Regions from separate parts of the Homo sapiens genome. Here region 1 is linked to region 2. Evidence: read pairs that join two places in POLR2A ChIA-PET (ENCODE). Cell type or tissue: GM12878. All regions are shown on one strand. Each heading gives the region's core, and the rest is flanking DNA. Links, peaks and the distances in the headings are about the cores only.

What was found. Peaks named below come from ENCODE experiments on the same cell type or tissue, not always from the same donor. Only the 100,000 strongest peaks of a DNase experiment are listed, where the experiment ranks them.
Region 1: POLR2A ChIA-PET joins it to region 2 with 6 read pairs; 6 of 35 experiments call an interaction of 5 or more read pairs at or near these places.

The regions. Positions count from the first base shown.
Region 1 is chr14:22,514,425-22,517,340 of GRCh38, forward strand. It overlaps TRA, TRAJ28 and TRAJ27. Among named protein-coding and RNA genes, the nearest start is that of TRD-AS1, 33 kb to the left of the region's middle. In GM12878, for the core only: no CTCF peak of the experiment used is centred there; a DNase peak (open chromatin) is centred at 1,217; H3K4me3 peaks cover 1,185 bases; H3K27ac peaks cover 2,500 bases.
Region 2 is chr14:22,463,591-22,466,506 of GRCh38, forward strand. The region is part of intron 2 of TRD-AS1 (TRD antisense RNA 1); the gene reads right to left. It also overlaps TRA, TRD and TRDC. Among named protein-coding and RNA genes, the nearest start is that of TRD-AS1, 18 kb to the right of the region's middle. RefSeq lists enhancers at 1-503, 926-1,145. In GM12878, for the core only: no CTCF peak of the experiment used is centred there; a DNase peak (open chromatin) is centred at 1,370; H3K4me3 peaks cover 1,260 bases; H3K27ac peaks cover 2,500 bases.

The sequences.
Region 1 (2,916 bases), core at 187-2,686, 51 kb after region 2:
CTGGAGTGCAGTGGTGCGATCTCGGCTCACTGCAAGCTCCGCCTCCCGGGTTCACACCATTCTCCTGCCTCAGCCTCCCTAGTAGCTGGGACTACAGGTGCTCACCACCACGTCCGGCTAATTTTTTGTATTTTTTTTTAGTAGAGACAGGGTTTCACCGCGTTGGCCAGGATGATCTCGATCTCCCGACCTCGTGATCCACCCGCCTCAGCCTCCCAAAGTGCTGGGATTACAGGCGTGAGCCACCGTGCCCAGCCCCAAAAGCCATTTTTAAATACATTGCAGGTTTCTATTTAATGTTGTTATTCATTTTGATTTGCCCAAGTAATACATTAAAATTTCTCATTGTAAACCATTCAAATTACAGATAAAGTCCAGGCACGGTGGCTCACACCTGTAATCCCAGCACTTTAGAAGGCTGAGGTGGGCAAATCACCTGAGGTCAGGAGTTTGAGACCAGTCTGGCCAACATGATGAAATCCCATCTCTACTAAAAATACGAAAAGTAGTCAATCGTGGTGGCAGGCACCTATAATCCCAGCTACTCAGGAGGCTGAGGCAGGATAATCACTTGAACCCGGGAGGTTGAGGTTGCCATGAGCCGAGATCGTGCCACTGCACTCCAGCCTGGGTGACAGAGTGAGACTCCATCTCAAAAAAAAAAAAAAAATTACAGATAAAACCAGCATTCACCTTGGCCACTTCCTTCAGTATCAGTTTCCTCCTCCCCAAAAGTGACCACTGAAACCAGCTTGGTGTGTTGTGATGAGTTTCTCTGTGGAATATGTTTATGTGAAATCCCATCTTCAACCAGGAAAGCTTGAGAGGGAAAGGGCTCAGACTGCAGTTTGCAGGATTTCAATTAGATATAAGGAACAGTTGATTAGATGTAAGAGCTGTTAGCAAAGGAAAACCTTATAAAAACTAGGAGCTCTTAATAACTAGACAGGTCTTTGGTCAGACAACACACTGACTGAGGACAGGAGGATGGATTCGATGACCTCTGAAAGTCCAGCCAGGACTCTGGAGGACTCTGAGGAATGGTCTGTTCCATAGCCTGCCTCTGTAATGCCCTTCTCTCTTGCCTATTGTCTGGTTGTTGTTACAGTCTGAGCTTTTGTCAGAGCTGCTCCTATGCTGTGAGTGGTCTGATTTTCTCAGCATCTCTGGGGTTTTTGCAAAGCAAGGAAACTCTGTGCATACTCTGGGGCTGGGAGTTACCAACTCACTTTCGGGAAGGGGACCAAACTCTCGGTCATACCAAGTAAGTTCTTCTTTCTGGCTAATTATTCTTCCCGAGAAGCCTGTCTTCCATCATGCAGAAGCTGTCAAAACACAGGTGGTGTTTTCTTTGCTTGGTTTGTGTTGGGTGGTTAGTAATATCAGTTGGAAAACAAGGTTATTAATGCACATATTCCCTGGGGCATTGTATTCGGACATTTAATATCCATGTAGTCTCTCCCTGTGAAAATATGTGAACCTCCACGAAAAGAAAGGTCCAAGGAAAGTAGCAGGGAAAAGGCAGGAATTGGATGAAAATAGCCAAAGAGCCTGCAGGAATATAAACAAGGCAGGATCCCAGGAGACAGAGCAGTAGCCACTTTGAGTGAATTTCCCAGGAGGTGCTCCTGCCAAGGCCCATACCTTCAAGGAAAATTAAGGCAAATAGAATTGGGCTGGGGAGTTGCTACTTATTAGTATTCCTCCCACGTTCTAACCTAATTATAAGGAGGTTGTTTTGGCCATGGGCAGTCATCTCAGGTTTTGTTTTCCTGCTTTCCTCCCTAACCTCCACCTGTCTTCCTAGAGGCCTGAGTCAAGGTTATTGCAATAGCACTAAAGACTGTGTAACACCAATGCAGGCAAATCAACCTTTGGGGATGGGACTACGCTCACTGTGAAGCCAAGTAAGTTGTGTTCTTCTTTGCCTAGGCCTTCAGGGGCAATCAATCAAACCATTAGTTTGAAAAAGACTTTAATCCTATGCATCTGGTTGGGCTCTTTATTAATGTTCTTTCCCCAGGCCAAAGAGAGTTGGTTCTCTTCCCTGCTTTAAAATGAGATATGAGTGCATGTATGCACACACGCATGCCCACATGCAGACTCTTGCTCTAGCTCATGGTAAGGGCTTCTCAGGAGCATATACAACATTTTGAAAGAAATAGAGAAACAAACAATAATGAGCCAATGGAGCTGTCAGGAAGGTTCTCCACCACCCCTGACCAGGCTTCCCAGCAGGATCTCTGGCCATATAGGATGTGCTTGCACTATATCGGATGGTCTAGGATGGGAAATATCTCTCTGTAATTAATTCCAAAATTTGGCAACCCTTATTGCCAGAAAGTACTTCTCATATCTAAGTTTGATCTCCCTGCTGCGATTTAAATATCTACTTGAAAAGAACCACTAGAACTCTGTACATCTGGATTGAGAATCAAGTAACTGCCATAGAATATGAGGCTGAGCACTAAGCCCACCTCTGCAGCACCTCTGACGTGTCATGGGTCCCCTCTGGACATTTTGAGCTCAAGTAATAATGGATTAAGCAGGATAGCACAAGCTTTGGAAACAGAAAAACCTGAATTCAAGTCCTTGCTCCACTACTTACCTAGCTGTGTGACCTTGAACAAGTTACTTAATCTCTCTGAGCCTCAGTTTCCCCATCCACAAAATGAAGATAAAAATATTCCTACCTCGTTGAGTCATCGTAAAGATGAAATAATACAGCTAAAGTAGTTAGCATAGTGCTCAGAACATAGAAAAAGCTCATTAAACCCTCGCTATTAATAATAATGATAAACATCATCTCTAACCCACAGCAGAGCCTTTGTTTGGCCCCTGGGGCTCTTCTGTCAAGGTTCTGTTGTGCATCAGCAGCAGAGCTGGAATTGGGGGGAGGGTGGAGAATGTCAGCCT
Region 2 (2,916 bases), core at 279-2,778:
TCATGGTACAATGAAAAAGGCTAGAATGGGAAGCATGTTGTATAATTAGCTATGTGACCTTCACCAAGTCACATCCTCTGGTCCTCAGTTCACTCACCCAAAGTCTCCTCCAGTTTTAAAAGCCTACAATCCTGTGAGCCTCTTCATTCCCAATGTAACCCTGACCACTGCTGTTTGTTCCAGATCACGTAAAACCAAAGGAAACTGAAAACACAAAGCAACCTTCAAAGAGCTGCCATAAACCCAAAGGTTAGTTCAAATCAAAGGGCCAACTTCAGAATCAAGGGTTAAAGCAAACTCTGTAATTGTCCACTGGGGCCAAAATGTATCAGATTTCAAAAGAAAACACAAACCATGCTGAGCCCAGTTGGTTCTGCAGAGCCTCTGACTCTCCCAGCAAGGCTTACCTGGCTGTCGGCATCGGTTTCCCAAGCTTGCCTGGCTGGGTGTCAGCAGCAGCCTAAGGTCTCTGACGGCTATCTGGCACCATGCTGGACTTGCAGGCCAGAAAGAACTAGGCAGACTTGGGGCAGGCTAATATCAGTGTTGCAGGCCCAATTTCTGGAAGGGAATTTAATCTCTCCCTGAAGCCACCCTCTTCACTCTTTTTCAGCCATAGTTCATACCGAGAAGGTGAACATGATGTCCCTCACAGTGCTTGGGCTACGAATGCTGTTTGCAAAGACTGTTGCCGTCAATTTTCTCTTGACTGCCAAGTTATTTTTCTTGTAAGGTAAGAATTAGCCGCTTCTTATTCCTATCTCTACCCACACCATGCTGCACATGGGGAAAGGGGATTTAGAAATGGCTAAGAAACCAAGAAGCATTGGAAAGGGAAAATAGAGACATACTTAGAATTAATAAGGTAGGCTATCTCAGCTACTCAGCAAAACAGCACCCCATTTCCTGTTATCCTTTCATTTTGAGTCAGACTGAAACCCATTAGGTAGTATAATGTACTATTTTTCTAATATACCAGAGAATAACCCTCACTTTCACTCCAGGGAGAAAACTGAAGATAAATAAGGAGAATTCATCTTCTTTACTGCTATTTTGTTCATCGACCAAGAGACCATGGGTTATTTGCAAGGCCATAAGTAAAGCTTTGCCTGAAGACTATCCAGAGGAAGCAGAACCTATCTTTGTCCTGATAAAGGGAATGCCAGCTCACACTCCTTAATCATAGGACCAGCCTGTCTATGTGTGGATCAGCCTGTCTTTGGGATGAACCTACACACAGCATTAGTAGTGAACAGCTCACTATTAGCTACTCAGGATGCATACACAGTTAGGTTTGAGATGTCAATTATTTGCCTGTTACTTGCATTCCGTTCTCAGGTAATCTCATACACGAAATTGAAACCAGGGCCTGGGTTTGCGTGTGAGGCTTCTCCCCCTCACTCCTTCTCCAATACTCACAAATGCTCATCAACCCCAGCTTCTGTTCTAGGAACAACCCTAGACTCAGAGTACTTGACTGATCTGACCCAGACAGTAAACATACCCAGTCATCTCAAAAAGGGGGTCCAGCTCACCTGTTATTTTACTAACAGTCCCAGGGACACAGGCAGTGTGGCTGGGTAAAAAGAGAGCTATACTAAGAGTCAGAAGATCTGGGTTTTATCCTGATTTTGACACTAACTTACATGTTACCTTAGCCAGGTTTCTTCATCTCTCTGGGCCTGGGTTTTTGCATCTGCAAAACAAATGAGTTAAAAAAAATAATAACCAAAGGAGAACAAAAGAGTCTCATGACTTGTGCCAACACTGATAGCTGAACTAGCTGAGCTATTGCCATGTGTACATGGAAAGTGAGCCACAATAGATTAGTGATGTCTGCAATGGTACAGTATAGCAAGTACCGGCCAACCCCAGACTACATGACCCCTACGATTCCTTCTAGCACTGGCAGTCTATTCTATAACAACTTTCTTCACTGCAGGCTGACTGGCATGAGGAAGCTACACTCCTGAAGAAACCAAAGGCTTACAAAAATGCATCTCCTTGGCTTCTGACTTCTTTGTGATTCAAGTTGACCTGTCATAGCCTTGTTAAAATGGCTGCTAGCCAAACCACTTTTTCTTCAAAGACAACAAACCCAGCTCATCCTCCAGCTTGATGGGAAGACAAAAGTCCTGGGGAAGGGGGGTTTATGTCCTAACTGCTTTGTATGCTGTTTTATAAAGGGATAGAAGGATATAAAAAGATATAGGACTCTTTTTTTACTCCTACAAGTGATACACTTTGAAAATGATGTTTTGTTCCTTTTGACTTTCTTTACCTTTTGAAGTAGAAAGTGGGAACCAACAGGTTCACAGCTTCATTCCTCATGAGGCAAATAGGCCTTGGGAGAAGAAGAGCGGGTGCCCTTTTATCTAAACATGGAAGGCTCTGCTCAACTGAGCACTAGATTTGCTACAAACCAGCATCATCTTCTTCCTCCTGTCCTCACGGCTTGTCCCACCCTCTATGTTCACTTCAGGAGCCACACTAGAGATTCTGCATGGCGTGGAGGAGGACAAAGTTTCAGCACTTTCTGCCTCTCCTAATACTTTACAAATGAGATTACATTTGAATTTGCTAATACTTTATGAGCAGGCAATGAGGTTTCCAAAATCTCATCTAAATACTCTCCAATCTATTAGCAAAAATCAGAGTAAAATACAGAGGAAAGGCACTGCTTTCTGTTAATTGATTTAACATGCATGAATTAGCTCCCTCTGAGTTCCAGGCACTATGCTGAGAGTACAAAGAAGACACAAGTCTGCTTTCAAGCAACTCACTGTGAAAGTGTTTTTGAAGGGAGGAACAGAAATGAGACCCCTATCTTTCCCTATAAAAACAACATTTTTACTGTCTTTTGCCTGCCAATCTGTATTTGAAACCATTGGACACTGATTCTCTGGCCTGGGACTT